Linked DNA regions of Homo sapiens: region 2 is linked to region 1. A link is a loop called in an ENCODE intact Hi-C map of the cell type or tissue named here. Cell type or tissue: HCT116. All regions are shown on one strand. Links, peaks and the distances in the headings refer to the core of each region. The heading gives the core; the rest is flanking DNA. Region 1 overlaps CRYZL2P-SEC16B (CRYZL2P-SEC16B readthrough). Region 2 overlaps ASTN1 (astrotactin 1).

What was found. Peaks named below come from ENCODE experiments on the same cell type or tissue, not always from the same donor. Only the 100,000 strongest peaks of a DNase experiment are listed, where the experiment ranks them.
Region 2: a loop joins it to region 1, with 15 times the contacts of the local background. A loop is called at or near these places in 7 of 110 quality-filtered maps.

The regions. Positions count from the first base shown.
Region 1 is chr1:177,938,964-177,951,270 of GRCh38, reverse strand. It overlaps CRYZL2P-SEC16B (CRYZL2P-SEC16B readthrough), which reads left to right. Exons shown (of 32, transcript NM_001356506.2): 19 at 3,329-3,446; 20 at 4,740-4,851; 21 at 6,605-6,710; 22 at 9,231-9,371; 23 at 10,557-10,661; 24 at 11,494-11,569. SEC16B (SEC16 homolog B, endoplasmic reticulum export factor) reads left to right here. Exons shown (of 26, transcript NM_033127.4): 13 at 3,329-3,446; 14 at 4,740-4,851; 15 at 6,605-6,710; 16 at 9,231-9,371; 17 at 10,557-10,661; 18 at 11,494-11,569. Among named protein-coding and RNA genes, the nearest start is that of SEC16B, 25 kb to the left of the region's middle. In HCT116, for the core only: CTCF peaks have their summits at 2,731 (motif pointing left) and 5,112 (motif pointing right); DNase peaks (open chromatin) are centred at 2,760 and 5,140.
Region 2 is chr1:176,942,318-176,954,624 of GRCh38, reverse strand. It overlaps ASTN1 (astrotactin 1), which reads left to right. Exons shown (of 23, transcript NM_004319.3): 12 at 5,274-5,440; 13 at 8,505-8,699; 14 at 10,607-10,734. Among named protein-coding and RNA genes, the nearest start is that of MIR488, 81 kb to the left of the region's middle. In HCT116, for the core only: a CTCF peak has its summit at 5,398 (motif pointing right); a DNase peak (open chromatin) is centred at 5,434; H3K27me3 peaks cover 1,581 bases.

The DNA.
Region 1 (12,307 bases), core at 1,796-9,795:
GGGTATATATAGCATGCCCTTTTAATATGTACATTCATATGTTAGAGTTCAGGGATATTTTCTTGGATTATATCCTTCAATATTTGTTTTGTTCCCATTATTTTGGTTTCCTTTTCAGGAATTCCATGTACACATATTTCATATATATACACGTATGAATTATATCTATAATTTTCTCTTTAATAATTTTTTATTCTCTTTTTTCCTCTCTTGCCCTCCTTTCCTTCCTTCCTTCCTCCCTCCCTCCCTCCTTTACATCCTCCCTCCCTGTCCTCCCTCCCCTCCCCTCCCTCCCTCCCTTCCTTCCTTCTTTCCTTCCCTCCTTCCCTCCCTCCCTCCTTTACATCCTCCTTTTCTTCCTTCCTTCCTTCTTTCCTTCCTTCCTCCTTCCTTCCTTCCCTCCTTTCTTTTTTCCTTCCTCTGTCCTTTACTGTGTTTTCACTGGTGTCTCTTACTTTTGTGCTCTTTTGTTTCTGTCTTTATTTCTTCAATTTCCCCCTACTTTTTTCCTGAGCTCTGAACATTACATTCATTTCCTGTTATCTACCATCTATTTCCTGAGCTCTAGTAACTCAGATTATGCTCTTGCTTCATAGATGCAATTGCTTCATTATTTTACTTAAATTCATGACAAAATGTTTGGTGATAATTTTTCATTTGTTTTGTGGTAACATTTTTGTAGTGAATGTTCTCTCTCCTCTCTATTTTTCATGTTACCTTCCTCTTTCTGTCTTAGGGTGTATTTGTATACATTCTGTGCTTGTTTTCTCATATTACATAACTTTAAAGGAGTTGACTCTTCCCTGGATTTTTATTTCCAGTTATTTATATTAGGTTTGTGCAGAGGATGGGCCAGGCCATATTCCAGGCCATCCGACATTTTCTGCAGGACCCAGTTTTCCATGTGAGCCTGAGTTGCCTTTGCTGCTCTCCAGCCAGTGGGGAGAGCTGTGGGGTCCTCTCCCTCGTGTCCTCTTGGCTTCCCGGGACATGGAGGCACGTCTGTCCAATCTCCATTACTTTTGGTAATGGAGCCTTTTCTCGTATCTTGAGGCTTGGGTTTTTGGTGAACACTAGTTTAAATAAAAATCGACCTCACACTTTTCATTTTTTTTTTTTATCCTTCTTATGGCTTGTGGCTAATTCCAAGAAAAGAGAAATGATTTTCATGCCCCATCATCAAATCAACCGGCTATTTTGTAGCACAGAGTGTGCCTCACAATTCAGTGGAATGGCCTGTGCTCCAGAATGGAATTGCATTATGTCACAAAGTACTAAATGCAGGAAATGATACAATTAGCTATGGTTCATTTTTTTTTTTTGTAATAGTAGAGTTAGCTTAATTTCCCCTATTTTTAGATGAGAAAACGGAGGAGCCAGAGGTGATGTGCCAATGCAGTATTTGATCTTAGGGAGTTTCCCAGCACTTTAGCATCTACTAAAAGGCTGGACTTCAGTTCCATGTGATGAATGGGGTGGTGGAAAAGCATGGCAACAGGACAACACAGACGTGGGTTTCACACAAGTTTAACCTGGACTCTATGTACATCTTTCTGCCAGGGGAACTTGGCTTTGTGTCTTAATTTCACAGAGCCTCAGTTTTTAATCTTTATGGGGATTTTGGTGCCCAGTAGAGTTATTGTGAAAATTAAGGGAGAGAGAACATCTGAACATATCAACCATCATGCTTGGCCCATTTTCGTTAATTAATAAATGTTGGTGCTTTCTCTCTCTCTCTCTCTCTCTACTGTGTCCCCTCCGCCTCTCCATTGATCTGATTTATAGTGATCTTTTCAAATCACCAGCGAGGAGACAGAATAATGACCTCTAAGTTTTTCTTTGTGTGTGTGTGTGTGTGTGTGTGTGTGTGTGTGTGTGTGTGTGTGTTTAGCAAGGGATTTCCTTCCCTTTTGCTGGTTTCTGTAGATCCAGCAAGAAGCAGTTTGGCTTACATGTTAAAATGCAGGTCATAATAGGACTTAGCACATGTGATTATTGGTAGGAGAAATGCTTAGCACAGGATATAGTTCATGGTTCGATGTGACACATGAGAACTGCTATTATTATGATTTATCATCACCATTATTGTTATCATCCTCTTCTCACTGCATTGACCAGATCAACAAGGACTGGGTATAAAATGGAGTTGAATAAAGCATCTTTTATTCCCTGGGATAATTACAAAGACCAAGTAATTATGAATGGTTTTAACTCCAAATCTTAGTTATTATTGGCAATCTTCTGCCCTACCTATCTATATAACAAATTGGAAGGTAGGCGGCTATGCAAATCACCTCTTTCCTCTGCTGAGCTTCCAACTGTGTGTGTGTGTGTGTGTGTGTGTGTGTATTTATACCTACATGTAATTGATTAAGTGCAAACCAAATGTGAAGCACCATGCGATGTGCTTTACACAACTATCTTATTTTATTATCAACAATAACCTGTTAGGTAGAAATTACGATCTCCATTTTAGGGATGAGAAAACAAAGGTTCAGAGACATTAAGAAACTTGCTCAAGGTAGGTAAGCTAGTAAGATGCAGGACTCGAGTTGGGGCCTGTGTTGTTTCCATGACATTATATTGTTTCTTTATTGATATTTTCTGCCTTGAAATTCTCCTTTATTTAGTAGGACAGCCTTAGGGAGAGATTGTGGGGAAAACACCATTGATGCGGGGCTTTGTACATTTCCACCACGCTGCTTACTCTTTTTTGCCCCCTGGTGGAATTCTGCTGCCTCTGCATCGTCCTAGCTGGGCCACTTGGCTTGATTTTCTTATTCTTAAAGTGGCAGTAGGAACTAGACTTCATAGGGTTCCTGTGAAGATTAAGAGGATGTGTGTGAATGGGCTTTGTAGAGCCAGAAAACATAGGCATTTGGTAAGACATTAAGCAGGCCCGTGTTCCCCCGACTTCTGTGACAGGCTGTGGCCTCTTCTACTCATAAGCCAAGGATGTTTGATCTTCCTTCTCCCACTGAAGCCTCAGGGTTTTTCTGAGTTTTGTCTCTAGCTATCTGGGGGTCAGGCACTGGGGAGAAATGTGAAAAATAGTAAGTGAGCAATGTCATTTTATTTATCCATTTTCCAATATCCCTGTGAATGTATGTATGTATGTATGCATGTACACGTATCTGTCTATCTGTGTCCTTCTGACAGTTTTACTTTTTTAAAGATGAGAGCTCTAAATCAATGAATGGCAGCATTGCAGGTGGTAGAGTGGGCATTCTCTGACCACTTCTGAACCAGGAAATAGACAACAGCCTTCTTTATGTACATCTGGCCATTCTTAAATGATTGTACATTTATTTTTTCTGGTGCTTTTCAGTGTTGTGGAGAAAAGCAGTGGGGAGACTGGAGGCCTCACTTGGCTGTGATTCTGTCGAATCAGGCTGGGGACCCAGAGCTGTATCAGCGTGCGATTGTTGCCATTGGGGACACCCTGGGTAAGCGACACCAGCATTTCCCCTCCGCTCCCCTCCCTGTCCCTTCCCTCCCCTCCCCTCCCTGTCCCTTTCCTCACCTCCCCTCCCCGTCCCTCTCCTCACCTCCCCTCCCTCTCCTCACCTCCCCTCCCCGTCCAGGTCAGCTTTAAACATCCTGCCCTTAGATTCTCAGGTTCTAGGTAGGGCCAGAGTCTATGCCCTAGGCTTTTCCTGGACCCAGGAGCCTCCATGTTTTGGGGAAAGAAACTCCAGGGAAACACGTGTCCTTCTTGCCTCTCTGTTTCACAGAATTTCTGCCGTGAGTGAATGCAGGCCAGGCCCCTGAGACTTGGTGTTCTGCTGCTGTAGGAGTCTCCTCTCAGCAGCTGATTTTCTAGCCCTGGGTCAGATTCCCCTGTGGATGGAGTTAACGCATAGGACACCTTGCCTCCTGTTGCTGTAAATTTCTCAGTGACCCAGTTCAATCAGATAGGAAATTCTGTTTTTGCCTGAACCACTCTGGGTTAACCCTGTAGTCTTTCTTGCTATCATCTCTCTGTGAATGTGGCCTTATAAACGCTTAGGGGGCTATTGAGTGTTCCAGATCAGTGGTTCTCAAATTTAGCCAAGAAGCAGAGCATCCAGAAATCATGGTGCTCCCATGAGGCTTTTTAAAATATTGCTCTGTTAAACTTTAATAGCTATGGGTTAGGTTGTGCCAAGTCAGATGGAGGCCATGCAGCACCCTGAGTGGAAGGGAACTAATGTTTGTTGAGCCCTTCTTGGGGGCCAGGCACTGTGCTAGGTATTGTATCTAGCTGAATTAACTCAATTTTGAGGCAGTGGAAAATGTATGGGAGAACATTTCAAAACATGTTGGTAATTAATATGATTTTTATGTTTGACTTCAGCAGGGAAAGCAATGCTGCCTCAGGAAGCCTAGTTTAAGAACGACCACTCTCAGTAGTCTCCTTCTTTGCTCAGGTGCAGGCATTTCAAACTCATTTTTCACCCTGAGGAAAGACTAAAACGTTTAGGGAATTCCTCGTAAAAAGTCCTTTAGGGAGAACGTGAAATTGTGCCTTATTCTGGCTGAAGAGAAATGTAACGTCTGAGGCCAAATGGGCTGTGGGAGGAGGAGTGGGGTTTAGGGGTCTGTGACTCACGCTATGAAAGGCTCATTCATTTAGTCCCATGTGGCTTCTCCCCTCTGACCCCCGAGGCCACTCTTCCATCTGTCTCCCATCCCACCCAGATGATGGCTCCCCATACGGGTGTGCTCCGTGATTGGGTCTTGTTCTCTTCCTCCCGCAGCTGGGAAGGGGCTTGTGGAGGCAGCTCACTTCTGCTATCTCATGGCTCACGTGCCCTTTGGCCACTACACCGTGAAGACAGACCATCTGGTCTTGCTGGGCAGCAGCCACAGGTATGCGACCTGGGAGAAAGGAAACAGTAAGGACATTTTCCAAGGGACTGTTTTAGCCCTTGTTGGGTTTTATGGATCCATTTTTCATTTTCTCATGTGAATTTCAGCTACCGCCGGCTCCCTTATTTGGGATTGTTATCTGTGCAGGTCTGTGCAAGGAGATGCCCCGTGGGCCCCACATTACAGCATTGGCGGGGGCCTCAGGCCACAGGTCCTCCTCTGCAAAGAGGTGGGCTGATGCCTTTGTGTGGTATTGTGCCCTTTGGCCACTGGGTGGCACCCTGGCTCCACAAGCTAACTTTGTTCCTTTAAAAAAACAACATTTTACATGTGGAGGCTTGTGGGTCCGTGTTAGGCAGCCCTGGGCCTGTTCTGAGAGCCTACCCAGGCAAAACTGGAAAATGGAAGAAGTTTATGTTTAGTCCCTCTTTGGGGCCCTAGCATCCCTACAATGACTTGGTGCACAAGCTACTTAGAGTCCCACTGGTGACATTCTCTGTTGGCCATAGCATTAGGCTTTTCCTGCAGGAGGCCCTCAATCAGCTCTCAGTGAATGAATGCATGGACAGAACGATTTGCTCCCTAGAGGCCCTCCCTGTTCTGTATCTCTCTATCCCCCTCCCCATACGTGTTAAGAGTCACTAAGCTCTTACGTTGTGCCAGGCATTTTCTTTGCACTATTTCCTTTAATTATTACACATTTACCCTATGAAGAAGTGAAGTGAAGCAAAGATTTTAATCGTCACTTATGGAGGAGGAAAACCAAGGCACAGGGAGATGAAATAACTTGTCTCAGATGGTACAGTGAGGGTGTGGGTGAGTTGGATTCGGAATCCAGGCAGTCAGCCTGCAAAGCCCTTTTAACTGTTGCACCACACTGCCTACCACTGAGGCAGTGTACCCAGCTCATTGCCTGTTCCTTCCAGGTTCCTGGTCTCTGATAGCACATGGCTAGCTTGTCAAAGAATCCCTTCTGTGCCAAATGTACAATAAGTGTGTATGGGCTAATATGTCTCCCCTCCTATGTTTACGTTGGTTTATGTTGAATGAGGAAATTCTTGGAAATAAAGTCCTACCCCCAGGAATAACCTGGTGATTGTGGTTTTTAAACACCATAGCAAGTTGTTGATGGGAGAAATTTTGGGTCACATGAGACTCTTGTGCCCACCACCTGCCCCAACCAGATCACATTCACTCAGTCCCCATCCTCACTGGTGGAATGAACATCCAATGTATGGACCCGTGTTTGATTTCTGGCTCAGCAGTCCTCACCTGCTCTGCCATGCCTTTTGGTCTCAGTGCTCCCGGAGTGTTACATGGCTCCCCTCTTTTGTGCGAGTTTGCTCAAACTAGGGGTGCCCTTCACAGGTACATGACAGGCTTTATGGGCATGGGGGCCAGCTCTCTGTGTGTCTAAGAGTAGGGCCCAGTGTCCTTCGAGGTAGCCTGCCTTGAGTTACCCTTCAGCAAGAAGGCAGGTGACCCCCCTTTTCTGCAGCCTCCGCCTCCCAGTGCCTCTGGTGCAGAGTTCTGTTTTGTTCCTTCCTCAGCCTCAAGGAGGGAGAGGGAGAGGAAGTGAAACACTCACTCTGGGAGCCCAGAGTCTCCTTCTTCTCTTGAAGCCGCCGCAGGCATCAGCCCAGGATGGAAACTCCCCCATGAAAGGCTGCAGCTGGTGTTTGGAGAGCCACTAGGATTTAACTCCTGCGTCCCCCACACCTCAATCTCTTTTATTGTTATTCTCTGGTTTTAGTCAAGAGTTTTTGAAATTTGCAACAACTGAGGCAATCCAGAGGACGGAAATCTTCGAGTACTGTCAGATGCTGGGCCGCCCCAAATCCTTCATCCCTTCTTTCCAGGTAACTGAGCCCAGATGAGGCCACCACCGTCACTGTCAGGCAGCTGCAGGCAGCTGTATTTGCAGCTTTGCTTTTTGGCACTTAGTACCTGGGGCTAAGTTATCTACTGAACTTTTCCTCATTAGCTTAAGCGTGGGAGGGTGTAGGATTTCTTTTTATGTCCCCTAAAGGTCTGTATTTTATAATATGAAGGCAAAACCTTGCAGAGGCCTCTCTGCTGGAGGCTCCTGCCTCACTGCTGATGTTTGAACGTCCTGCCTGCCGCCCCGGCCTGTGCCTCACTCCTGCTGTCAGCTCCTTCTCCCCATCTCTCCAGACAGCTCTCCCTTTCTTCTGAGCCTCCGCAGCTGTCCTGTGGGAGGGAGTGGGAGCGCAGGCCCAGCCCAGTGTCTGCTCACCCTCCCTCTGCTCCGCACTCCTTCTCCGGCCTCTTTTGAAATCCTCTGTCCTCTACCTCCGCCCTCACCCTTCTTCGTCCCACTCAGAGCATCAGCTGTGTGGGTGGTGTCCATACTGTGGTTTCCGCCCTCTTCTCAACGTTTCTACATGATGCTGTTGTCACCTTACATTCGTAAAGACCAGTGCTGACATCGTGTCCTCCTCCGTCTAAATCCTCTGTGAGCTCTGACGTCCAGCACCATCCCTTCCTCCATGCAGACTACCTGGGCCACACCTACGAGTATGACTGAGATGGCAGCCTTCAGTGGTCTCAGCTGTAAAATGGGATGAGAGTGGTGCCTTGTAATGGAGCTGGCATGAAATCGAGTTAGTTTCCTTAATGCTCGAGAACAGCGCCTGGCACACAGCAACTGCTTTCGGCGTTGACGTCATGGCAGGCACAGTGTGGCTCCCACAGCCGAATCCAGGGCCCCCCACTGACACTGAGCTCACGCTGCCTTGTGTTTTCTTGACTTTTATGCACAGGTATCTTATCTTCCTACCTTAGTTATCTTCTTTAGGTAGAGACATTTTCCAGCGATTCCTTGTTTCTCCTTCAGTGCTTGGTGTCGAGGGTACACACAGCAGCAGCAACAACAACAATTACAACAACATGCACACACAACACAAAGCCTTGAAAGTGAAATCCTGTGTCATAGAGAAATGGCCCAATTAGCTTCTTCTCTTTTTCTTTAAGTTCTGGGATGCATGTGCTGAATGTGCAGGTTTGTTACATAGGTATACATATGCCATGGTGGTTTGCTGCACCTATCAACCTGTCATCTAGGTTTTAAGCCCTGCATGCATTAGGCATTTGTCCTATAGCATCTTCTCTTTTTTAAGGGCTTTGCCAAAGACTCACCTTTTCCAGCAAAACCTTGCCCCATGAGCTCCTCTTTGCAGTTCCTCGACCGGCTCTTTGGTCTCTTTTTCTTTCCTTTCTTTATTCATCCCACCTGTCAGTTATTTTGGTGCTGCTTGGGGCTGATAGTAATGAGATTAGCTTCTGCGTGCCTGGCATTGTGGCATTACTCTTCTTGTGTATTGTTTCGAATCCTGTGAGGTAGGCATGATTAACTTCCTTTTACGAAAGAGAAAACGGAGGCCCGGAAGGGTAACATGCTATCGGCCCTCATCTCTTGCATGCGGTTTGTTCTCAGTACTTTACCTGAATTATCTCATTTAATCTCCATAACAACCAAGGGAGTAGGTAGTAGTAGTATTCCCATGTTGTAGAGAGGAAACCGAGGCACAGAGAGATGAGGTAACTAGCCCAATGTTTCACACCTCGCATGGAGCTTTTATTTGAACTTGGGTCTGTCTGATACCAAAGCCCTCACACTTGATCCTGCCCTGCCACTCATGCTTTCACGAGCGCTTACTTGTTTTTCTCAGTACTCTCCATTAGCTTGACGCCCTTTGCACTAGGGTCTAATTTTGCTTCTTTTTTTTTTTGAGACAGAGTCTCACTCTGTTGCCCAGGCTAGAGGGCAGTGGCATGATCTCGGCTCACTGGAACCTCCGCCTCCTGGGTTCAAGCAATTCTCCTGTCTCAGCCTTCCGAGTAGCTGGGACTACAGGTGCATGCCACCATGCCCAGCTAATTTTTGTATTTTTAGTAGAGACGGAGTTTTGTCATGTTGGCCAGGCTGGTCTCAAACTCCTGACCTCAAGTGATCCACCTGCGTCGGCCTCCCAAGGCATGAGCCAGCACACCTGGGCTATTTTTGCTTCTTTTAATGTCCGTCTTGTGCCTGGTGCTATGCCTCTACATCAGACTCTCTGGATATGTGGGGCTACCCAATAAATAAGGACTCCAGTGCACTTTGCATGGTGACCAGGACCTAGGAAGTTTGAGCGGATGGGACTCCTGTTCTTTTCTCTGTAATGCAGGAACTGCAGGCTGGATTTGGAGTTGTGCCCGTGCATAGATAAAATGCTCCAAATGGCACAAGCCTCTTGGTATTTGGATGCCAGAGTTAGCGGAAACTGACAGCTGACTTCCAAGAAGTCTTATCTATGTTTCTTTCTCCTTCTCTCCCTGCCTGGATGGACTAGTCACTGACTCTTTTCTCTTCACAGGTGTATAAGCTCCTTTATGCTTCCCGTCTGGCAGATTATGGCCTCGTGTCCCAGGCTTTGCATTACTGCGAAGCCATTGGTGCAGCTGTCTTGAGCCAGGGAGAGAGCAGTCACCCTGTGCTATTAGTGGAACTCATCAAGGTGAGCCTCTCAAAGGGTTCTGTGCAGTTGTTTTATCTTCACTATTCAGAGAAAGCCATCGTAGAGCAGCTTAGACTCTACATTTCATCTTCTTTGAACATGCCATAAAATTGGAGCCCACGGCCATCTTTGACCATGTATGCATGCCCAGATGCGATAAGCAGAGGCCCAACACTACACAAAGAAGGATCTTCTCTGGGCGGGTGGTGGTGGGATTGGAGACTGGAAACCATGTGTGTGTTACTCAAGAAATTCATTCTTGCATCTGCTTTTCTGGTACAGTAAAACTACATGCTACGGTGAACCATTCTAATTATAAAAGCTGGGCTTAGAAAATATATTTTAGTGATTAAAAGAGTAAATGATCCTTATTAAAATGCTTTTAAATGCATGGAATATTTTGTCACATGTGAGGTACATTTAAAATAGAAAACAAAAACATATCAACCTTTAGTTCCTAGGAAAGAAAACAACAATCAAGCAAATAGTTGTTTCAATTAATTGAAGAAAAATCCATTAGCTAGAGAGTAAAAAAGCAGCCTACCCTTAAATTTTTGCTTTGCCATAGATGAGGCCCAAGTGCTGGCTTCTTTAACGTATAAAATTTGTGGTGGTGAGCCTCCCCATACCCTGAAGTTTCTGCCAACAGGTTGATGGTTGCAAGGAGCTCAGGGATCCAGAATGAATTATTAGAAAAGTTTCAGTAACTAAAACTTGTTTATGGAATAAATCCTTGAAATACAAAGTAACATTAGCATCACCTGGGAGCTGGTTAAAAGTGCAGACTCTTAGGCCCTGCCCAGACGTATGGAATCAGAATTAGCATTTTAACAAGTTTACAATTAGAATTTTAACAAAATTCCTATGTATACCCTAAGTTTGAGAAACACTGTTACAGAGCAGACAGCTTTGCAGAGAAATGAAGCTGAGTAACTGTTTCTCCTCATATTTTATTTAGAATCTAGCACCCAAGACGGGTTGTTTATTTATGTTGCAATTTTGGGAGGATATCTGCTGAATTTGCTGTTTTTCGATTATTTTTTATAATGTAATTTACAAGTTAGTTAAGGCTCTCTTTCTCCTTTTTCCTTGTTTTCTCTTCCCCGTTGTCTTTCCATTTCTCTTCCCTCTCTCTCCTCTCCTCTCTTACTTTCTGCCCCTAACCCATCTGGAAACCTGGCACAGCTAGCAGAGAAACTGAAGCTGTCAGATCCTCTGGTTTTAGAAAGACGCAGTGGAGACAGGGACCTGGAGCCAGATTGGCTAGCGCAACTTCGGAGGCAGCTGGAGGTGAGTGGGATTGGAGCCAGGGCGTTGGGGGGACTGGCCTTTGTTTCCCTCTTCCCACCCCTAGACATGGAACAGGTAGGCACTGACATTAGCAAGTCCCTGGTCCCCATGCCTCACCCTGGTCTCTCCCATCACCCATGAGGCACAGTTGGTGTCTGCGCAAGGGGTGGGACTCAGCTTCCCTGCCACTGCTTGTCCCCTGTGTGGAAGCGTTTTCCTATGTTCGCATGTGACACGGTGGGGTGCTCTTCCCAGTCACTCTTGCCATCCTTCCCTGAGGCCCCAGAGAATATGTTTCATGACCATCAAAGCTTCCCCATCTCCGCTAGGAACAATGGATCACAGTGGACCAGTGTCACTTTCATGTAATGTGGGGCAATTGCTTAAAAGACTTCCGGGCCTTTTCCTTTTTGTTCTGACAATTGCAAAAGCTGCTGGTTGTAATTGGAACAGTAATTGGAACAGGGCCTCCTCCATTTTCTTTTTCCCATTCTGCTCTGAAGAAAAGACAGGGTGGATTTTTTAAAGCACACACAGCCTCTACCCCTTCTATCTGCTGCACGTGCTGAGGCCTACAGTTTAGTTCTTTCCATGCGCTCCTTCCTTCAGGGGAGGGTGGATGACTCTGGTCTCCAGCCATCTCTGCCTGCTCTGAGCAGAGCTGGGAGCCCTGTCCACGTGACCCCCCAGGCCCCTAAGCATACAAGCATTTCCCTTACCTTGTCTTTCCCACTGGAAGTTTCTTTTTGGCTTAAGTTTTGAATCACTTTGTTTCTCTGTTCTTGTTTTTCCTTTGTGCTGCTTAAAAGGAATTTTACTTTATTTTAAATAGCAAAAGGTAGCAGGAGACATTGGGGATCCTCATCCTACTCGCTCAGATATTTCGGGAGCCGGAGGAACAACAACAGGTACCCAAAATGATGAACTGAGCATATACATAGCTGACGCTCAGGATCTGATTCTACGAGACAAAGTAATTTATGAAAGCACTCGCCCTTTGCTTCCCAGGGTGCCTGCCTTGCCTGTGTAAGTCCGCCCCGTTGTCCAGGCGCCTTCTCCACCCAGCTCCTGCCAGCCTCACACATCCCTAACACTTCTAAGTTCCCTCAGTCTGAGCTTCTGCTTCATGATTCAGGTTTTTAAATATCTGAGTGTTTTTTGTGTTGCACTGTATTGTTAGCCAATTCTTTCTCCTATGTTAATAACTTCTCTCCAGCTGGATACATTTCTTGAGTCCAGAGATTGTGGTTCATCTGTATCTTATGTGAGTGCTGGGGATGTCAGAAGTCCTTAAGAGTTTTGAGCTAGTGATTGCCAGATGATTGTGGAATAAGTATGTTTCAATGTTTTCATGGCATCTCCACTCTTCCCTTGGGATGATTCCCAATGGTGTGTTGGCAGGCACCATATCCCTGGTTAACTGTGTACCCTTTCCCCAAGTTCCCCCTGCAGTAGGGCCGGGAAAGGGCCCCCGTCTCTTCCCAGCCCTGTGTCCTTCCTCAGGCGTGAGCAAAGGGAAGGGTGGGCAGGGCAGGCCTTGGCTTCTGTTTCTCACTGTGTAGCAGGATCTGTAAAGGTGGGGGGTGGAGGAGAGCCCGGCTGGGTGCCTGTGGATTGTGCTTCCCCACAGCCCTGCCTCCTGATGC
Region 2 (12,307 bases), core at 2,211-10,210, 1.0 Mb after region 1:
TGAGCCCTATAGGGTCTTTCAAGAGTACTTATAATCTTAGTGCCTCTGTAACAAACTACCACAGATGTAGTGGCTATAAGTTACACATATTTATTGACTTACAACTCTATAGATGAGAATTCAACATGGTTCCCACTGGGCTAAAATCAAAATGCCACCAGGACTGCAATTCTTTCTGGAGGCTCTAGGGGGAATCCATTCCCTTGCCTTTTGCAGATTCTAGAGTCCACCCAGATTTCTTGGCACATGACTCTTCCCCATATTTAAAGCCAGCAACAGTGCATTTTTCTGACCATTTTTCTGTAGCACATCCCCCTCTCTCTCCAATTCTGCCTCCTCTTTCTGCTTTCAAGGACTCTTGTGATTACATTGAGCCCACCTAGATAATCCAGGATAATGTCTCCATTTCAAGATCCTTAATTTAATCACATCTGCAAAGTCGCTTTTGCCATGTGAGGTGATATCTTCACAGGTTTCTAGGATTATGCCAGGGACATCATTGGAGGGAGCAGCCATGGGAGATGGCAGTGGGGATTGGAGCAGGCTTGGCTGGCAGGACTTCAGCCTCCCTGCTCTGAGCTTTAGCCAGGATATCTTCACCCTTATCAAGTCTATCTATTGAGGTTTCATATAAAATTTTGTTTGAATCTTTGAAAATGATTTCTAATGCAATGAAAAAGAGGAAAACCCATGCTCTAATGCTCCTTCTTTAACTTCACACTCATTCTGAAAGTGGCCAAAAAATGCCTTAGCTTTGTAAGACGTAAGAATGTACACAGGTGAGCAGCCTGTGCCATGGAAGGGGAGAAATCGGGTGCCCACTTTCTCATGTATTGAACACACGACCTTCCTTGCCAGAGCATTATGCTCTAATGAGCTTTGAATTACCCAGTGACCCTGCCGCCCTTCCCTCCACATGCTATCTACAATGGTTTCCCATGAAATGTGTCATTTCACCTCTACTGGAGCACAGATGTGCGGAGACCATCACAGATTACCATCTCTCTCTCTGTAGGACAGTAAGCAGAAGAGTGTGCCTCAGAGGCTTCCAGAGAAATGGAGGCAGGAAGCTATCACTGCTGAAATATAAATTTGACTCCATCAAACTTTTCCCCTTGGGAGAAGTCCTGCATGGCTTGAGCCTGCATGTCAGAGCCCATCAAAAAGTTTGGGAATCATTATTTGTAAAAGAAGTGAGGTTGCCATTTAGTAAAAGAGAACCCATTTCTAATAGGAATTATAGTTGCATGTCTTATGAATCATCTAAGGTAAGGTGAGGCAGGATCAGCTGCAAGAATCTATCCCTTTTCTCCCAGAGGCCCTGAATATGTTCATGTATTTATCTCTCATACTCATCTCCCAACAGAGCACCCACTTCATAATCTGGAACGGAAGTATGCATCTTAGTGAGTCTTCCTGAGATTTGACCAGCCTCCTAAGTAATTAATCAACTAAAAATCACTGGTAGGAAAAGAGGGGAAAGATGACAAAGAAAAGGAGTTGAATGGGAAAAATCATTTTAATCTCATTAGCCAATTATGCCTTATACCACTAATAAGTCAAGAAGCCATGAGCATCTCACGAAAGGTGATTAACCTTGTGTATTTTAGGGGTCACTGAAATATGAGCTCATTTGCTCAACCTTTTTGTTAGGGGAGGGCTGTTGCCATAATAAATGGAGTTTTCTTCTTAAGCCTGTAGTTTATAAAGTCCCTAGGAATGCTAAATATAACCTATGCAAAGAAGGGTTAATATATGACCTTGGGGGTCTCTCCTGATCAAACAGTTCTCTTTCAAGGAATAAGTGGAGGCATTGTCCAGAGCCAGGAGAAAAGAATATCCAGCCCTTGCAAACAGAAAATGCATGCTTCTCCTGGAGGCAGGATTTCTTTCTGAGAACAGGACTCTGGCAACAAACACTTCTAGGATGAAGGGCATGGTTTGGAGACTCTGGTTTCTTTGTACTTAGCTATAGATTTTGAGGGAACCCAGAATGTGGATGCAACAGCAGAAAGAAGATTCAGGCAAAAAACAAAACAAATTTATACCTTAGGAAACTCCTTAAAGAATGTGTGTTCGGGTTCCCAAAGGTTAAGAAGAAAATTATTTTGGGTTTTAGCCTTTTTTTTTTCTGGAAATCTTTCTAAAATGTTTTACTCTGAACTGCAGCCTAAGCAAGTTCCAGTGCAGTAGGGATAATTGCATCTTTTTCAGTGATTGAGGATCTTGACTCGCCATCAAGGTCGTCACTCTGGACACTTTATAATGTTTTGTCCTAAAATATTTACACTCAGTATTTTGGTACTTCATGTGTGTGTATGCATGCATGTGCGTGTGTGTGTGTGTGTGTTTGTGTGTTTGAAAAGAGAGAGAGAAAAAAAAGAAAGAAAGAAAATACTAGGCTGAATCTACAAATCCATAATTGACCCCAGAACACACTCTGGGAATTCCTTAAAGCAATCACCAAATCTACAGGATTGCTTTGCTTTGTTGACACATTGACTTTGTTTCTTTAGGGATTCTCATGAATCCAGATTTTATCATACTAGAGAAGCAGCATGGCGGAGTAGATGGAAAACACACATGCTTTCAGGACAGACAATCTAGGCCCGAAGTCTGATCATGCCATTTTCCACCACTGGGACCCTAGACAAGTTACCTCATCTTTCTGAGTCTAATTTTCCTCATCTTTAAATTGTAGAAGATGAAATGTACCTGTGTTATTGGGTTGAAGATAACATATGTAGACCATTCTACACAAAGAATTGCTTAATTTCTGATAGCTATTAATACTATTTTTGGCTTTATTGATAAGTAAAAAAATAAAAAACCTGGACAAGACAGCTAACTGTCTTTTCTGCAAGTTGCCTAAGAGAGTATGAATTTCAGCTGGTCCAATTTGGGATAGCAGTGGTCATCTAGACGTTAAAGCCAGGCAAGATGTGGTTTTGGAATTCTGAAACAAAGCCTGCTCATGTTTCATTCAACAAAGTCTTTGTCAAAAATCATGCTTGAAGGAGAACTCTGAAAAAAGCGGGTGGTTGGAAAGATGGAAACTACTGGCTAGTGACTGAGGTAGCTAGGTGGTACAAGGGCTGAAACCATATGAGGTGGGAATAAAAGAAGGACTGACTTTATCTGCTTAATGGCTTCTAGCAAGCTGTCTAGAAGGAGGGAAAAATAAACCAAACTCATGGCAACCAGTGCAGCCCATTCAATTCCAATCAAACTTCCATGTCTTCCAGGTTTCTATCCTGCATCCATGCCTGGGCAGCCGCACAGTGCTGAAGCCAGCTCCCTTCTGGTGGCACATCTGGCCTAACAGCTGGGTGGCCAAGGAATATGATTAGTGGGAGGCTAGCAAAACATGGGGGGCAATCCTCAGCTGCCTCATTTGCTTGTTTACCATCATCTGGAACAGCTGGGTTTGCACAGCACGAGGCAGCCCTTGGAAACTTCTTTAAATGCTGTCACCTTCCAGCACTCCAGCTGCCTTCATGGGGAGAAAGGGAGATGGACCAGGCTGGGAGCCTGGCAGGCCCACAGGGGGCCATTTGTTTGGGAAGTTACAGAATTAGTGTTAGCAAACAGTGCATATCCTGCCTGGTGATGATCTTCAACTAAGAAAGAGGAGGAAGGAGAGGTGAGTTTTCAGAGGCACACCTGCAGCAGCTGTGGGCTACTAAGACAAGGTGCTTGGCAGCAAAGAGAAAGTGCAAACCAGGCAGTAGGGAGGGAGGGGAGATGTTTAACACTGTGTTTCATTGAGTTTAGAAAGTTTTGCTTTAGTTTGGTGTTGGTTTTGGAGGAGTGTGTTAACTTGTTGGCGATATGTATACAGCATAGTCATTAAAAGCCCCAGCATTGGAGTCAGATCTGGACAGACCCCCAGTTCTGCCCGACTCCTGCTGCTTGACCTTGTGCAAGTTATTTACCTGCTTCCAGCCTATTAGAAAGGATTAGCTCTAATGCAAATGTACAGAATCTGTTGCACAAGCAGAAGGTGCAGGATGGGGAAAAAAAGTCATTGACTTTGAAACAGAGCCCAGTGCAGTGAGAAGAGTTTGTGAATTAACTGGCAATGTTAATGGTGTCCTTACCTCTAAATAGGGATAATATAGGGTATTGTGAGATAAAATACCTAAAGTACTTAAGCATAGTGCCAAGCTCCTCATAAGTGTTCAGTAAACGGTGACTACTGTGTAAACGGTTAAGTGTGGTGTGTGCTAATGATGAAGCAGCTAAGTTACGGACTCCACAGCCAACCTACAAAGGGTTCAAGCATGGTTCTGCCAGGAGCAGCTGTGTGACTTTAAGAAAGTGAAACTCTCTGTGCCTCAGTTGCCTCATATGCAAAATGGGGATGATCATACTGCTTACCTCCTGGGGGTGTTGTGAGGATCACATGAGTTAGTGAGCACCTTAGACCACGGCCTGGCATATAATAGGTGATGGGTAAGTGCTGTAATTGCTCACCAAGTCCTTTTGTCTTCTCCTGGGAAAAGACATCCCTTCTTAGATATTCTCTTTGCTATAATTCTTGGGGAGTATATTACTGAGGACAAGGTAGTGCTGAAAAGCTAAATATTTTGCATTAAAAGCATCCAGCCAAATCCAAGTGCAGCACCTGTGGGTGACCATATAGTAGGTACCCTTGTGTCTTAGGTGTCTTCCAAAGAGCATCCCTGACACAGGGAGGTGATGACACAGCTACTCCCACTATGAGAGCAACCCCCCTCTAAGCTTACAGGGAATGTTCACTTCCTCCTTCAGGCTGGAAGCCCTGGCTCAGTCCATTCCCCCCAACACTGCTATTTGGTACCATTGTTGACAAAGGGCTTTAGACACTTAAAAAACTCATAGTACCACCAAGGCCAAAGAGCAGCACTTCCTTCCTGTAGCCCAGTGGAATCTTTGCAAATGCATTTTCATTCTGGCCCATCACTTCCACTCTCCTGCCAGCCAGAGGCCCATTTGGGAGGCCAGTACACCTCGGCTGTGTCTTGCTACAGTGCTCTCTTCCAGCCTTTTTGGAGGAAGTGTCTTTAATGCAAATGTGTGTGATCAGTGTCTAGAGAGAAGAAGAAAGACGTCAAAAAAGGTCACTTGTTTTTAAAAGAAGTCTGCTGTGGTAGGAAATTCATGGATTACTTGCGAATGTTAATAGTTTCAAGGCTGAGTGCTACAAATTGGTGTCAGTGGTTACACTCAGTTCCCAGAGAACTCAGTTCCCCGATTCACCCACGTATGTGGATGTTTTCTGATTGTGCCAGTGCCCATCTGGACTCAGTCCCATGAAGGACAGCTCTGGCTGCTATGACCGCCACATCGGGGTGGACTGTTCCGACGGCTTCAACGGCGGCTGTGAGCAGCTGTGCCTCCAGCAGATGGCGCCCTTCCCGGACGACCCCACCTTGTATAACATCCTCATGTTCTGTGGGTGAGTTGAGCTGCCAGCGAGGCCACCTGGCGTCCATCTGTCCCAGGACGCAGGACTTTCAATGCTAAATCCAGGAAATGTGAGTGAATAGGTCACCCTAGGCCATCCCTTAGTCTCTGAGGAAAGAGCCTCTAGGACTTGGGGGGGAACATTTTTAAAGTCGAGGGGGAACATTTTAAAGTTGTGTGGGACCTAAGTCTAGTCCAGCCCCTATAGATGGGGAAACTGAGTCTGGGGAATTTACCTGCAAGGGGAAGTTAACTACATGGTTTACTTAAATCATTCTCCAATTAAACCAGCATTTTCCAAGTTGTGTTTTGAAAGGCTATGTTAATTAAGTGTTTTGTGACAAAAGGTTTTTATTGTTTAAAACTCGGGAAAGAGTGTGCAAAACTAGTCAATTCTCAAAAAAGGGGGGTGGTCTTTGGACAAATGGAAACTTTTCTAAATTCTGCCCCCAAAGTCCCAGCACTGTGTGCAGCCACTCCTCCTGAGGCACAGTGATTCCTCCGTGTGAAGAGCCCTTTCTTGCAGGCAGGCTCTCCCACCCACCTCAGTTCATCTCTTCTCAGGATCACTCTGTGAGGGAGCAGGGCAAGCAATGCAAACCCATTTTACAGATGGAAAAACTAATGCACAGTGAGGTTAAGTGACTCCCTCAAAGCTGGGAAGATGGTGAGTGAGAAGATTACGACTGGATTCAGGCCCTCCCTGATTTTTCAAAAGTTCTGTGGTTCTCTGGAAATTTAAATTTATACTGCTGACTGGAATTATATTTAAAGACATTTTATGCTATATTTATAAAGTAAACAAAGATTCAGCTATTCTTCTACAGCCATAGTTAGCTTGTCTATCCTTCCCCCACTCTCCATTCTCCCCCCTCTCCCTCCCCTCCCCTCTCTCTTCCGACCTGCTAAGGACAGAACTTACTTTATGCCACAAACTGTGCCGACCACTGAGCTGCAAAGATAAATAACATATAGTTCTTGCCCTCAAGGATCTCACAGTCTGATAGGCTTGCAATGATAATCAATGTTTATAGTCATAAAACTAGGCTGGATTGTTGCCCAAAGCCAGTGCCTGCTGAATAATCATGTAATGTTATTTTATTGTGTTTCATTTTATTTCTTTGTAATTGAACCATTTTCACATTCAGTTTCTTGTAAACTCTCATACCATAAATGGAAGCTTGCTCTATATCTTAATATTCTCTGTAATGTTATCATTAGGGTTGACCCATTTCAATTAATAGAGGTCAATTCAGCCAAAGTTATATAAATGTATTTATTTAATAAACATATATTTGAGCACCTACTTTGCACAGAGAACCCTGGGTGTCAGGTGTTGGAAAAAGAACAGGATACCCGACCTGATCTTTCCCCTCAAAGGAGTTTACAGTGGGACACATGGTCAGGAGAATGAGGAAGATGAGGCAGTGTGAAAGGGGAAGCTGTCCAGATGTTCAAGGTGGACTGAGAGGGAACCAGCCAGCTTCAGAATTCTTCCTAGAAACACTGTGCTATTGCTCAAGGAAGGAACCACTTCACTATCTTGTCCCAGACCTAAGCTGGTGTCATGGAATCCTCTGGGAATCTTGAGTCACATCTATTTCCTGGACTAATGTAGTAGGACCTGGACTGGATTTCTTTCCTGTTTCAATAAGAATCAGACACACGTGTGTTTAGCACTATCTAAGGTACTATATATAGCGTGCCGAAGAAGTCCTTGATTTGAGATTCTTATATAAAGACCAAATCACATACATTTATAATTAAAGAGCTCTAATCACACCTGTTCACACAAATATATAAATGGTAAATGGAAAAAGCAGTTAAAGGTGCATGAACATGGGCCTCATTTGCACCTCTACTTCTACAAATAGTAATATTTAATGAACACTAGCTATGTGTTAGGCACTGCATAAGCTCATTACATGCAGTCTCTCAATCTTCTCAACAACCCAGTGAAGCAGCTACTTTTTTCCCATTTCTACAGTTTTGGAAACTGAAGCTCAGAGAGGTTAATCAGCTGGCCCAAGGTTTCCATGTAAAGGACAAAGTCACTGCTATTACAATATTGCTTCTCGCTATATTATTCCTTGTTCCTCTACATAAGACAGAGTTCTTTATCTTATTATAACAGTGACTGTGGATAGGAATAAATGATGTGCTTTAATATCATGAGCATCTTTAAATTCTAAATTTGGTTTATGCCCAATGAGAGACCCAGATTAAATCAATATTCTTTTTTAATGACAGCCTTATGAGAAAAGTTCTTACTTTAGCTAAAAAATGTAAATTCTTCTCACTATAACTACAAATAAGGTCCAATTAATGACTTATGAGTTGCTGACCCATATTTACTAACATTGATGTTGCTTTTCCATCCTAATGAGGAGGATGCCAAGGAAGCAGTTGTTGGTTAATGGTGCACATGGCATTCACACTGTGTGCCCTAGGGTCTATTTAGTTCAGGAAGGCTACTCCTAATGGAGGAGGAGTTTTTATGGGTTGATATTGTGTTTGGATACATTCAAACAGTACAGTGCCAGGAGATGATAAATCTTTCTAATTTCTTAGTTGACTTATCACAGGACCAGATTAGAAAGTTATTAATTTCTTAAGCATGGTGTCATTCCTTTTGCTGCCTTATTACCCTTCAAACAAATGCAGGGTCTGACCATGTAGATGGTTCTTAAGAAAAGCTCTAGAATATCTTGGATTTAAATGTGCTAACTCATTTGCAAGCTTATCTTCAGTGATTCTTACCCTGACCTATTTGGGTAACTGTACAGTTATTAGAGGAGAGGCTACTCTAAAGTTCTGACAGCACTTCTCTGCACAGCAAAGGTGAGAGATTTAGTCTGATCACATGATGAAAGGAGCCTCAGTTTACAGGCTTAAAAAAACAATGAGTCAAAATCAAATTGGAATATAACTTGGAAATCTAATCTTTGGTGATCCAACATGCTGTCAAAGGCATTTCCTCCCAATATACGGGGTTGACTTGCCTGCATGGGTCATTGATGGAATAACTTCTTATATTGAGCTCTCCTCTGTGCTAGGTGCATCGAGGACTACAAGCTTGGTGTGGATGGACGCTCTTGCCAACTCATCACGGAGACCTGTCCAGAGGGAAGTGACTGTGGGGAAAGCAGGGAGCTTCCCATGAACCAGACCCTCTTTGGGGAGATGTTCTTTGGTTACAACAACCATTCCAAGGAAGTGGCTGCCGGACAGGTGCTGAAAGGAACATTCAGGTAAACCTCATATACATAGAACTGATTGTTCAAGACTGTTGGTGGACTTTCTCTAAAGAGTTTGCACTAGCATAAAGCTTTATATGTTGGAGCAGGGTAAATATGATATGTCTAAAGGGATAGACTACATTCTTACCCTTGGTCTTCTCCAAGTCTACATTCCTTCTTCCAGAATCCAAGAACCATGCTTAGTTTGGATTAACAGTAAAGTGTTAAATGAGATTTTACTTTGCCCAGGCAGGGACTGGAAGATTTTGCATGGAAGCCCACACGAAAATGCTCAAGCTCCATTTCCCTATGAATGGAAGCATCAGTGTGTGAGTCAGTCTAGAACAGCAGTCTTCACAGTGTCATCCAAGGATACCTAAGGGTCCCAGGAACCCTCTTAGGGCATATCCAAGGTCCTGCCTTTTCCAACTACAGAAAAGCTGAATTTTCTTCCCAAACAAGATATTACCATAAATTGAATTCAGATATGAGAATCCAGCTATCTTCAATTGTTAGATATTTTTTAAATTTGCAAAAAATATAAAATATTACTTCTCTCATGTTTTATAAAATATGTTAATATTGAATGAATTCATTGTTTTTACGTGAATTAATAAATTTTTAAAATTTCTATTTTAACTTCTAATATTGTACATATTGATAGACATAATTGGGCCTTTTTATATAAATATAATAAAGCTACTTGGGGCCTTCAATTATTTTTAAGAGTGTAAAGGAGTCCTGAGAATAAAATGTTTCAAACCATTGATTTAGAATATTTCTAGGTGGTTCTCCATTCAATGCCTGTCCCTGTTCTGCCTTGGACTATTTAAATACATCTTCTTAGAACCCATGGGAAAATATTTTCTGGGAGATGATGATGAGGAAGAGGAGGAAGAGGAGGAGGATGTCAGTATTATGATATGGACCAGCAGTTGACAGCAACCTGGGCCTAGACCCTCATGAGCAAACTGATAGTCAATTTTCAAGACAGTTTTTGGAATCAGCTGCTTTTTCTGTTGTAGACAGGAGACATTACTAACATTTCCCCTTTTAGCCTGGGAATTGGTTTGCCAAAGGCAAGAAGTGAGGTGTCATCACTAATCTAGTGGTGGCTGAAGTCTTCACTGTAGTCTAGAAATGAGACTGCCTCTGCCTAGATCTTGTCGAGAGGAGGTCAGGAAGTAGGGACTGAGTTGGGAAAGAGGAAAGCATAGTCTTTACCCTTTTGGTAGATCTTTTCAGCTGGTTTATTTCCCATTTCCGCAGCCCTCACCCCACCAATCATACCCATTACGTCTTACTCCGACATGTATTTACAGTGGGGTTCAGGTGAGGGGAACTTCTTGGTTCAGAAAGAATTTTACATTGGGAGGCCATTTACTGTGGCTCACGCCTATAATCTCAGCACTTTGGGAGGCCAAGGTGGTGGGTGGTTCGCTTGAGCTCAGGAGTTTGAGACCAGTCTTGGCAACATGGTGAAACCCCATCTCTACAAAAAATACAAAAAATTAGCCAGGTGTGGTGGCACATGCCTGTAGTTTCAGTTACCTGGGAGGCTGAGGTGGGAGGATCACCTGAGCCCAGGAGGTCAAGGCTGTAGTGAGCTATGATTGTGCCACTGCACTCCAACCTGGGTGACAGAGTGAGACAATGTCCCAACAAAAATAATAATTTTACATTGTGGGTTGAAATTAGCCGGGCGTGGTGGCACATGCCTGTAATCCCAGCACTCAGGAGGCTGAGGCAGGAGAATTGCTTGAACCCTGGAGGCAGAGGTTGCGGTGAGCTGAGATCCTGCCATTGCACTCCAGCCTGGGCAACAAGAGTGAAACTCCGTCTCAAAAAAAAAAAAAAATGCTCAGTAAGGAGTCAGGTTCACCTGAACACTCAGAAATGAAGGTCTACCCTCTTTCTAGGCAAAACAACTTTGCTCGTGGTTTAGACCAGCAACTGCCAGATGGTCTTGTGGTGGCCACTGTGCCCCTGGAGAATCAATGCCTAGAGGAGATCTCGGAGCCCACCCCTGACCCTGACTTCCTGACTGGTGAGTGTGCCTTCTCAACCTTATTCAACTGGCACAAACAGGCAGCTCCCTGCAGTTTCATAAAATTAAGATTTGACCTCACTTATTTTGGTTTCTAAGCCAGTGATTTCCTTCATACACAATAAAAGCTCAGCCATAAAACTGAATGCTAGTAGGATTATTTTTCAATAAAATTGTTGATATTATCATATAATCTCCTTCAAAGTGGTCCTAATAGTGTATTTTCTTGTTAGTTTCACAGAGATGCATTGAAAACAAATAAGATAATGGTTGCTTAGAGTTCTTGGGGGATTAGAGGAAGTGACCAGGTCACAGAGGCAGAGAGAGAAGCTAGATTGCTACTCTCACCTAAATATCCATCATTGCTACTGTTGGGTTTCCTGGCAAGTATTTACCAAGCATCACGAGGAAATAGAAAATGACAGTTTTGTTGTCACATGACCCTGGGTTTGCATCTCTGCTACTTTCTAGCTGTGTGCCATTAGACAATAGAGTCTCATGTGGCCTCATGGTCCCCCATCATAAGATGGGGATAATAATGCCTGCCCCTCAGTATTGTTTTGAGCCCAGCAGTATTCTTCCTTCAGACTCATTGTGGAACAAACACACAGATTAATTAGAAGAGGCAGGAATCTCTGGGTATGCTTGCCTGTGTCTCTGAAGACCCCCAGCTGGCACCTCCCGGACCAAGGAAGAGACTTCAAGGTGTCCCATGGACTAATGAGAGGCGGCTGACTGAGATTTGGCAACACTTGCTAGAAGACTAGACATGAGTTCAATTCCACTGATTGCTTTGTACGTTTCTCTGTTACACTTCTCCCTATTCATTCTGTCTTCCTTATTCAATACCTTTGTAGACCCAGAAAGTCTGAGACAGGTCTCAGTTAATTTAGAAAGTTCATTTTGCCAAGGTTGAGGACGTGCACCTGTGACACAGCCTCAGGAAGTCCTGACAACAATGTGCCCAAGGTGGTAAGGGCACAGCTTGGTTTTACGCATTTTAAGGAGACATGAGACATCAATCTATATATATATATATATATATATATATATACATATATATATATATACACACACACAAAGTACATTGGTTTGGTCTGGGAAAGGTGGGACAACTGGAAGCAAAGGCAGGAAGACTCTAAGAGGTGAGGGGGCTTCCAGGTCACAGATAGGTGAGAAACAAATGGTTGCATTCTTTTGAGTTTCTGATTAGCCTTTCCAAAGGAGGCAATCAGATATGCAATTATCTCAGTGAGCAGTGGGGTGACTTTGAATAGAATGGGAGGCAGGTTTGCCCTAAGCAGTTCCCAGCTTGACTTTTCCCTTTCGCTTAGTGATTTGGGGGGCCCAAGATATTTTCCTTTCACACCTTCCTCTCCTTTTTCCCTCCTTTTCTGAAGAATGAGTTCAGCTAAGGGTAGGTCTCTTCCAGACATCAAGTTATGTTAAAAATGTGAGTTTAGACCTGAATGGGAAGAGATGTAGGTCTGTCTGATATAATATAGCATAGTGATTAACAGCCTCAGCTCTGGAGCCTGGCAGCAGGGCTTAGCTCCTCACTGGCTGTGTGATC